Regions from separate parts of the Mus musculus genome. Here region 1 is linked to region 2. Evidence: chromatin contacts called from ENCODE POLR2A ChIA-PET data. All regions are on one chromosome and are shown on one strand. Each heading gives the region's core, a stretch centred on a gene start or an enhancer-like site at or near the end of the contact. The rest is flanking DNA. Distances are from core to core; before and after follow the strand shown. Region 1 holds the start of Pcnp (PEST proteolytic signal containing nuclear protein). Region 2 holds the start of Cep97 (centrosomal protein 97).

What was found. ChIA-PET counts read pairs that join two places held with the same protein, here RNA polymerase II (POLR2A).
Region 1: POLR2A ChIA-PET joins it to region 2 with 12 read pairs in Patski. The contact joins the promoter of Pcnp here to the promoter of Cep97 in region 2. POLR2A ChIA-PET finds 5 or more read pairs at or near these places in 3 of 5 experiments (Patski and embryonic stem cell).

Annotation. Positions count from the first base shown.
Region 1 is chr16:56,027,548-56,031,252 of GRCm38, reverse strand. It overlaps Pcnp (PEST proteolytic signal containing nuclear protein), which reads left to right and starts at 1,536. Exons shown (of 5, transcript NM_001024622.2): 1 at 1,536-1,650. The coding sequence starts at 1,587.
Region 2 is chr16:55,933,006-55,936,679 of GRCm38, reverse strand. Cep97 (centrosomal protein 97) reads left to right here and starts at 1,832. Exons shown (of 11, transcript NM_028815.4): 1 at 1,832-1,927. The coding sequence starts at 1,885.

The DNA.
Region 1 (3,705 bases), core at 287-2,786, 95 kb before region 2:
TCCCATACCCCAGGCTGATCCTATCTCCACTTCCCAAGTACTGGAATTAGACATATGTGCCACCACTTCATTATGCAGTGTTGGAGATGAAACCCACCATGGGTTTTGCACGTTAGGCAATCACTTGGCCAACTGAGGTACAACCAACAGTCCACTGATATTTTATGGAGAAGTAAAAGCAGGTCTGTGGACAGCAACACTCAATGTTGCTTGGAGGACAGAATGAACTATATTCTCTAATACTGGGTGTATATTACAGGCTAGGAATTGACCAAATTTGGGCAGAGGAATGAGTATAGAGAAAAAGAAGTAAGAAACAGATGAGGCTGTAGCATACTTGATGCATGGATTTCATTGACACTAAATGAATCTACTAAAGGTTTCTAGGAGAGGCAGGACTTAACAGGTGTTTCCAATCTGGAAGAGACGAGTCCTGTATTTTACTGTTGAGTATAAGACAAGTGCTGGTGCTAGCACAGAGGCAGGGAACGCTACAAGACAACTCTTGTGCTGTTCATTGTGTCCATGAAGGTTAAGAGACAAGACTGGCACTAGCTTTTATGATAAAACTCTGTCGGATACTTTTACCTTGAAAGAATAGGGCGATTTAACCAGCAGACAGTTTTACTCCAGACAGTTTTATAGGAGTAAAGAAAACTCCTTGAAAAACACCAAGAAGTGAATAACTTCTAATTCAAAGCAATTCCGAACGTTGAAGCTGGGCTGGGGCGTATTTTAAACGTTATTAGAGAAGGGATGAGTGGAATAGGGTAGATACAAAGCCGACATCTCCAAACTGCAGTAGAGCAAACTACCCTTCTCCGTAAGAAAGACAGCTCCTGCCCTTCGGAGTGTAGCCGGGGATTTTGTTTGTTTTTTATGTATTTTTTTTTAAACAGGTGTTTGAATATATGCAAGTGAGTGTGAACTCTTAGTAGTCGGATTTCTGGAACTGGAGTTATCAGTTAACTGTAGACCACCCAACTGGGAATTGAACTGTCCTCTGAAACAGCAGGAAGCGCCCTTGACCTCCACGTATACCTATTTCTGCTTTTAATGTTTGCTTGCTTGCTACAACTCTCACGCTGAATTTTTCACGAATGCAAAAGCCGCGGAAATTTCTTCCGCCCCAATTTCCGTAAGGCTCTACGACGTGATCTTCCATAAGTCTCTTTTCGGTGTCATTGCACAAATGGAAACGATAATTGCACACCGGACCGCACTGGACGGTGTCAACACTAAGACAGCGTCCGTTAACTGCTGACGTTTCTCTGTAAGAACACAGCCCTATCCCGTAAAATGAAGGACCAGCCGCGACCACCGCTGAGCGTGGAAGCACCTAGGATTGAACCCACCGTTCCACGATCGGTGAGTCCGTACTAACCCGGACGTGCCATCCCACCGCCCAGTCCTCCATAGCCGTCACCACACACCTCGTTCCAGCCAACGACGTCACATCCGTCCCCGTCTCGGGTTCCAGGTCCTCTCTAGGCTGCGGCCTCGCTGGCCCGCCCGAAGCTTTGTGGTTGCTGGGCGGGGCCGTGACGTTCTTGCCCGGGCTGCAGGGGGAGGCCGCGGCGAGGAAGATGGCGGACGGGAAGGCGGGAGAGGAGAAGCCAGAGAAGCCGCAGCGAGCCGGAGCCGCCGGAGGTGAACACAACCCCAGCGTCGCGGGCTACGGGGGCTACTCCGGCCTTTCTTTGGGGTTCCCAGGGCGGGTTGGGGGGCTTTCCGGCATCGCAGGAGCCGGCGGAGCTGGCGCTCGCCCGGCCAGGGGCTGGGCCCTGATGAGTGCCGGGCACGCCCGGTGTGGCCCGCGGGGGAGATCGAGGTCCGCGTCGCCTAATCAGAGAGGCCGCCGGTTACCACCGGGCGGTGCGAAGGGAGGTGGGAGCTTGGCCCGGGAGTCCGAACAGCAGAGAGCTCAGGGCCCGCTGCGCACTCAGGCCGCCGCACGAGCGCCGAGCCGCCGCGGGCACTGGCCGCATGCCGGCTTTCCGAGGTCGCCGGCCTCTCGGTTACACGTAACGAGGGTTGATGCTCTCTTTTTCGCTGCGGAGGTGGAAGACCCCAGCCCACTCTCTGCTGTATTTTCAGACATAACATTTATAAACCCTGCGATGGCATAAGTCGAGGCGATGCAGGGGAGAGGGGAATCTGGCTCAAGCAGCAAACGCTTGAAATTAGGGTTTGATTCGCTTTCTTTCCGGTATCTTTCTTAGGCTGCCAGCAGCGGAGTCTATGTCAGATATTTCGTTGGCGTGGTAGGAAGGTGTGATCTTCCTGTAATTTGTCGCGAAATTAAACTCAGATTATAGCTATCTTTTCGTTCCTCCTACCCCCGTAATTTTTGATGGTGTACATAAAGGAAAAGAAATGCGTAGTCTCTTTTCCCCTACGCCCTTTTGTCGGAAGGATAATTAGCACATGCTTAGAATGTTTTAGCCTTTCACTGTTCTGGCTTTCTTCGGGCTTATCCTTGAAATACTTAAATGTGAGAACATATAGGTTCAGTATCGCATAAAGGCCAAAAGTAGGGTCTACCAAGTTTGTTAATTGCCGAACACCCCCGCCCCCACCCCACCCCCGGTTTGAGCTAGGAGCTCATTTAGCTCTGGCTTCCTGAGTACTGGAATTACAAGCCACGGCCACTTTCTCAGGTCTCTTCCTCATTTTGTTTTTTTTTAAAAATAAACTAGTAAAATAGCTAATGATTTTAGTTCTTACTTTAGACCTTCTATATGTTAAAAGTAGTTTGAGGAAAAACTATAGCCTAAAGTATCTTGGGGTGGCCTTGAACTTAAGGTCCTTTTGCCTTGACTGAGAACATCGTTTTAAGGTACTGCTAAAATGTACCTTAAACGTCTAAAGAAATTCGTGTGTATGTATGCAGTGTACTTGCCACCCTTTCAGTTGAGGGACATTCTGTCCTGTGAATAATATTTCCATCTTAACAGTGTTGGGGTTACATTGATTATTTTATGTTGGTAACTTAAAATAGCAGCCCTTTTCTTCATAATTTGCCTGATTTCGTAAAGCTCACTTTAATATCAGACATACAGGGGTCATGCAGAGTTTCTTAACTGAAACATTTCGCCCATAGGTAGGATTGAATTGATAAGCTTCAGGCAAGTGTTCAGCTCTCTTGGAAAACTTTGTCTAGACTTGGCAACCTTTCTTCTGTGAGACAGCCCACGGTGTTGGAAATACGAGTAGTTTCCCTACTCATTCAACCTCGTTATTGATCCTGGAGGTTGAACCCAAGGCCCCATTTATGCTAGGGTTGGGCCTCACGACCGTGCTCTATTTTAGTAGGGAGACGATCCCCTGTGTAGCTCTTTAACTTAAGTAGAAACTTAGATTTAGAGACAAGCAACTTAATGTGTAATCACAGCCATTTCAAGCTATCAAGGGTTACGCCAAGAGCCACTTCAGTGATGTGTATATTTCCTGTGTCAGAACAGGACTCATGGACTACCTGTCCTGTCAGAGAGCTACTGCAGTCCTTGGTTTTGGGGGGTTTTTTGTTTTGGTTTTTTCTTTTCCCCCAGACAAGGTACCAGAATGCACATGACTCAGGAATGGTACCTTTGTGGAGTTGTCCCATCTCAGCTAGTCAGGGAAAGAGAATAATTGTAGTAGGTTTGGTTTAATTGATATTAACTTACACATAAACAGAAGGCTTTGCTAAAATATTTTTTTATC
Region 2 (3,674 bases), core at 583-3,082:
ATGTGGCCAAGGCTGGACTTGGCATACTTCTCTCCTGGCCCTTCCTTTTTCTAAGTTACATATTCTCTCTCTCTCTCTCTCTCTCTCTCTCTCTCTCTCTCTCTCTCTCCATGAATGAGGTAGCACACATGTGGAACTCAGAACACAATTCACAATTTTCAGGAGTGGGTGATCATCTTCTACTGTGTGGGTTATGGGACTTGAACTCAGATCATCAGTCTTGGCAGCAAACTCCCCTACTGGCTAAGCTGTCTCTTCATCCTCTCCAATTGTTTTAATTTATGCACTGGCTGCTCTTCCAGAGGTCCTGAGTTCATTTCCCAGCAACCACATGGTGGCTCACAACCATCTGTAATGGGATCTGATGCCCTCTTCCGGTGTGTCTGATGTGTGTGTGTGTGTGTGTGTCTGATGTGTGTGTGTACATGTGTACTTGTTTTGTTTTTAGACAGAATCTCTCTGTTGCATAGCTCAGGCTATGATTAAACTCACTATGTAGACCAAGGTGGCCTTGAACTCACAGACATCCTCCTGCTTGCCTCTTCCAATATCTAACAATATATAGTCTTCCTCCCAACTGATGGGATTAAAATTTGGGCCACCACGACAGGCTTGCTTTGTTTTCAGACATATAAAGTTGTAAGACTGTTCTCCAAGTAAGGTGTCTACTGGTTAAAATGAAGGGGGGAATTCTTATTGTTTCTTCAGAAATAGAAAAGTATCTTTAGACTAAAGCAATGGGAAACAGAAAGGTCTTTAAGGGCAGTGATGCCAAAGGGAACCAGGAAAGAGGAAATGCTCTTAGAATTTTGAGCCTGAAAAGCTAGAAGCACCAAGTTACTGAATTTTCCTGAACAGGAATCCTCAGACTTCAGAGAGAGCCTTATAGCGAGTCATTCTATAGAGAAGCTAAAACCCTTTAAAATTAATTCAGACTTGTCAGAATGGGTAGCGGCCATAGAGACTTCTAGCAATGAGTTCTCAACATCAGTTTGTTTTAAACAATGTCCTTATAATGTGCCAGGTGGTAAAAGTGTTGAATTTCTCGAACACCAAGAGTAGCTTTTAGTACGTTGAGCAGTTGATGAAAGAAAGTGGAGCCCCCTTTGTACGATTGAGTTACCTTGTAAACCCTAGCTTAATTTTACTTCCCCTGTCAAGTTTTGTCCAAAGATTGTAATTTCTAGTTCCCGATTACCGAGTTCATAGTTAAATCAAAAAAAGATCAGCCTGTGCCCTCCCAACCAGGTAAAGTAAGTATTCCTGACTCTGGAAACTATTTTAAACTTTTTTGAATACTCTGGAAAAAGTTCTGGGTACATATGTATCAAATATACTCCTTGACCAAACTGTTCAATGTGTAAGAACCACCATTTAAAACAAAAATATCAGTTTCTGAGGCTTTAAATCTATTTAATTAGGTAAGATTGGGTAAATTGCAAATATAACGTATCCATTTGACTATGTCAAAATATTTCACTGTCATTCCTATAGAGAAGCTAAAACCTTTTAAACTTAATTCAGAATTGTCAAAATGGGTAGCTGCCATAGAGACTTCTGGCAATGAGTTCTCAAATTCAGTTTTAAACAACGTCTTTATAATGTGCCAGGTGGTAAAAGTGTCGAATTTCTCAAACACCTGGCCCTGGAGTGAAATGGTTTATCTAACAATACAGCTTGCTCACCAGATCAACTTTAGGTGTCAACCCGGGTCTTCTAAGCTTTACCTCCCACATTGTAGCCAGCAAGTCCCATCAGGGAGCCAATTGGGTCGAGTGAGTGCTGTGCATCCTGGGAGTTGTAGTTTGCAGCGCCCCACTGCTGACTACATGCTCTACAGAACGGCAGAAGACGGTTGCCTGGTGTCATTAGCAAGCGGCAAGTATGGCGGTGGCGCGAGTCGACGGGGCTCTGGCTCCGGGAGAAGGTACGATGATCCCTACCCCTAAATTCCAAAGTTTACTTCAGTATGTCATATTAAACAGTTGCTTGGTGTAAAGAGAAAGCCTGGGTTTAGAGGTGCAGTTTTGGACCAGTTCTTTTGATGAGGGGCTGTAAGCAACACGGAGGCGCACTTCCTACTGGGAGTTGTAGTCCCGCTGTCTGGTCCAGTCCCGCAACATTACTGTGAAGGCTGAATGAGGGACTTCAGTCCCCAGGAGCCTTCGCGGTGCCCGGCGCCCCTGTCCCGCGCTCTCCTTAGCCTGACTGGGGGCAGTGGGCTTCGGACTGCGGTGACCTTTCTGGGACGTTTACTTTGAGTTCCGAGTGCCCACAGGAAATTAGTGCAGCCTTTTTATTTCCCGTGCCTCTCCTTCTCGTCCGAGAACGTTCAGGAAGCATCTCATCTGAAACCGCATCACAGTCTGCTTGAACTCTTCTTTGGAAGTGACCAGTAGCCGTGGTAGAATCTGAGAATGACCCAGACACGCGTTGCTCCCCGATCATTCTGCAGGCCGGGTCCCGGGGTCGAGTTTGGTCTTTGTTTGGCAGAGCCCAGGTTGGGGGGTGCGCCTGTGCTTGGGAGATGCCTCCGTGGGGCGCCGACCTCAGAGCTTTTGTTTTGGTTACACTCTGAGGCGTGGTAGCAGCTGGCCCGATTGGGGCAGAGCAGGGTAGGTAGAGTTGAGGCTCATAACCCGGAGACCCTTGAGTTCCTACGGGAAGGAGTTCGGCTAAAACATGTGTCGACACTTAGGAATTGTGTGCGGACGCTAGGTGCGCTTTTCCAGGACAGTCTAGTTTTCATCTCGAAGAAGGGGCTCACGACGCCTCACGTGATAAGAAAACCGAAAAGCATTGAAACCCTCTAGGAGCGCAGAACCGAAAAATTACATCCCAAGGTAGCTCCAGTCTGATCGAAAAATTGAAATTGGCAGTTACTCAGGCCCCGCCCACTCTGATAGCTTCTTTTCTCAACCTTCCTAGCTCACCGAGAACAGCAGCAATAAGCACTTACAGAGCCATTCTCCCCGCCCCCAAAGAGCCAGATGATATTTTGGATGCCTTTCTCCCATTATCTCATGTTTTTATGTAGAACAATGTTTATATTATATTCTCACTCTTTTTCTTTTTTCTTTTCAAAGCCATGGTCTCATTATGTAGCTGTGACTGATCAAAAACTCAAAGAAATCCTCTTGCTTTTGCCTCTCCAGTGCTGGGATTAAAGGTGTGAGCTGTGCTGTGCACGTGGCTCATCCACTTTTTTTTTTTTTTTTTAAAAAAAACAACTTTATAGTTTTTAAAAAAGATTTATTTATTTATATGAGTACACTGTAGCTGCCTTCAGACACACCATAAGAGGTCATCAGATGGTTGTTAGCCACCATGTGGTTGCTGGGAATTGAACTCAGGACCCCTAGAAGAGCAGTCAGTGCTCTTAACCACTCTGAGCCATCTCTCCAGCCTTTTTTTTTTTTAAGATTTATTTACTTTATGTATGTGAGTACACTGTCACTGTCTTCAGACACACCAGAAGAGGGCATCAGATCCTCATTACAGATGGTTGTGAACCACCAAGTGGTTGCTGGGAATTGAACTCAGAACCTGGACGAGCAGCCAGTGCTCTTAACGGCTGAGCCATCTCTCCAGCCCATTGTTTTTCAAGACAGGATTTCTCTGTGTAGCCCTGGCTGTCCTGGAACTGGTTCAGAAAACTAATCTGGCCTTGAACT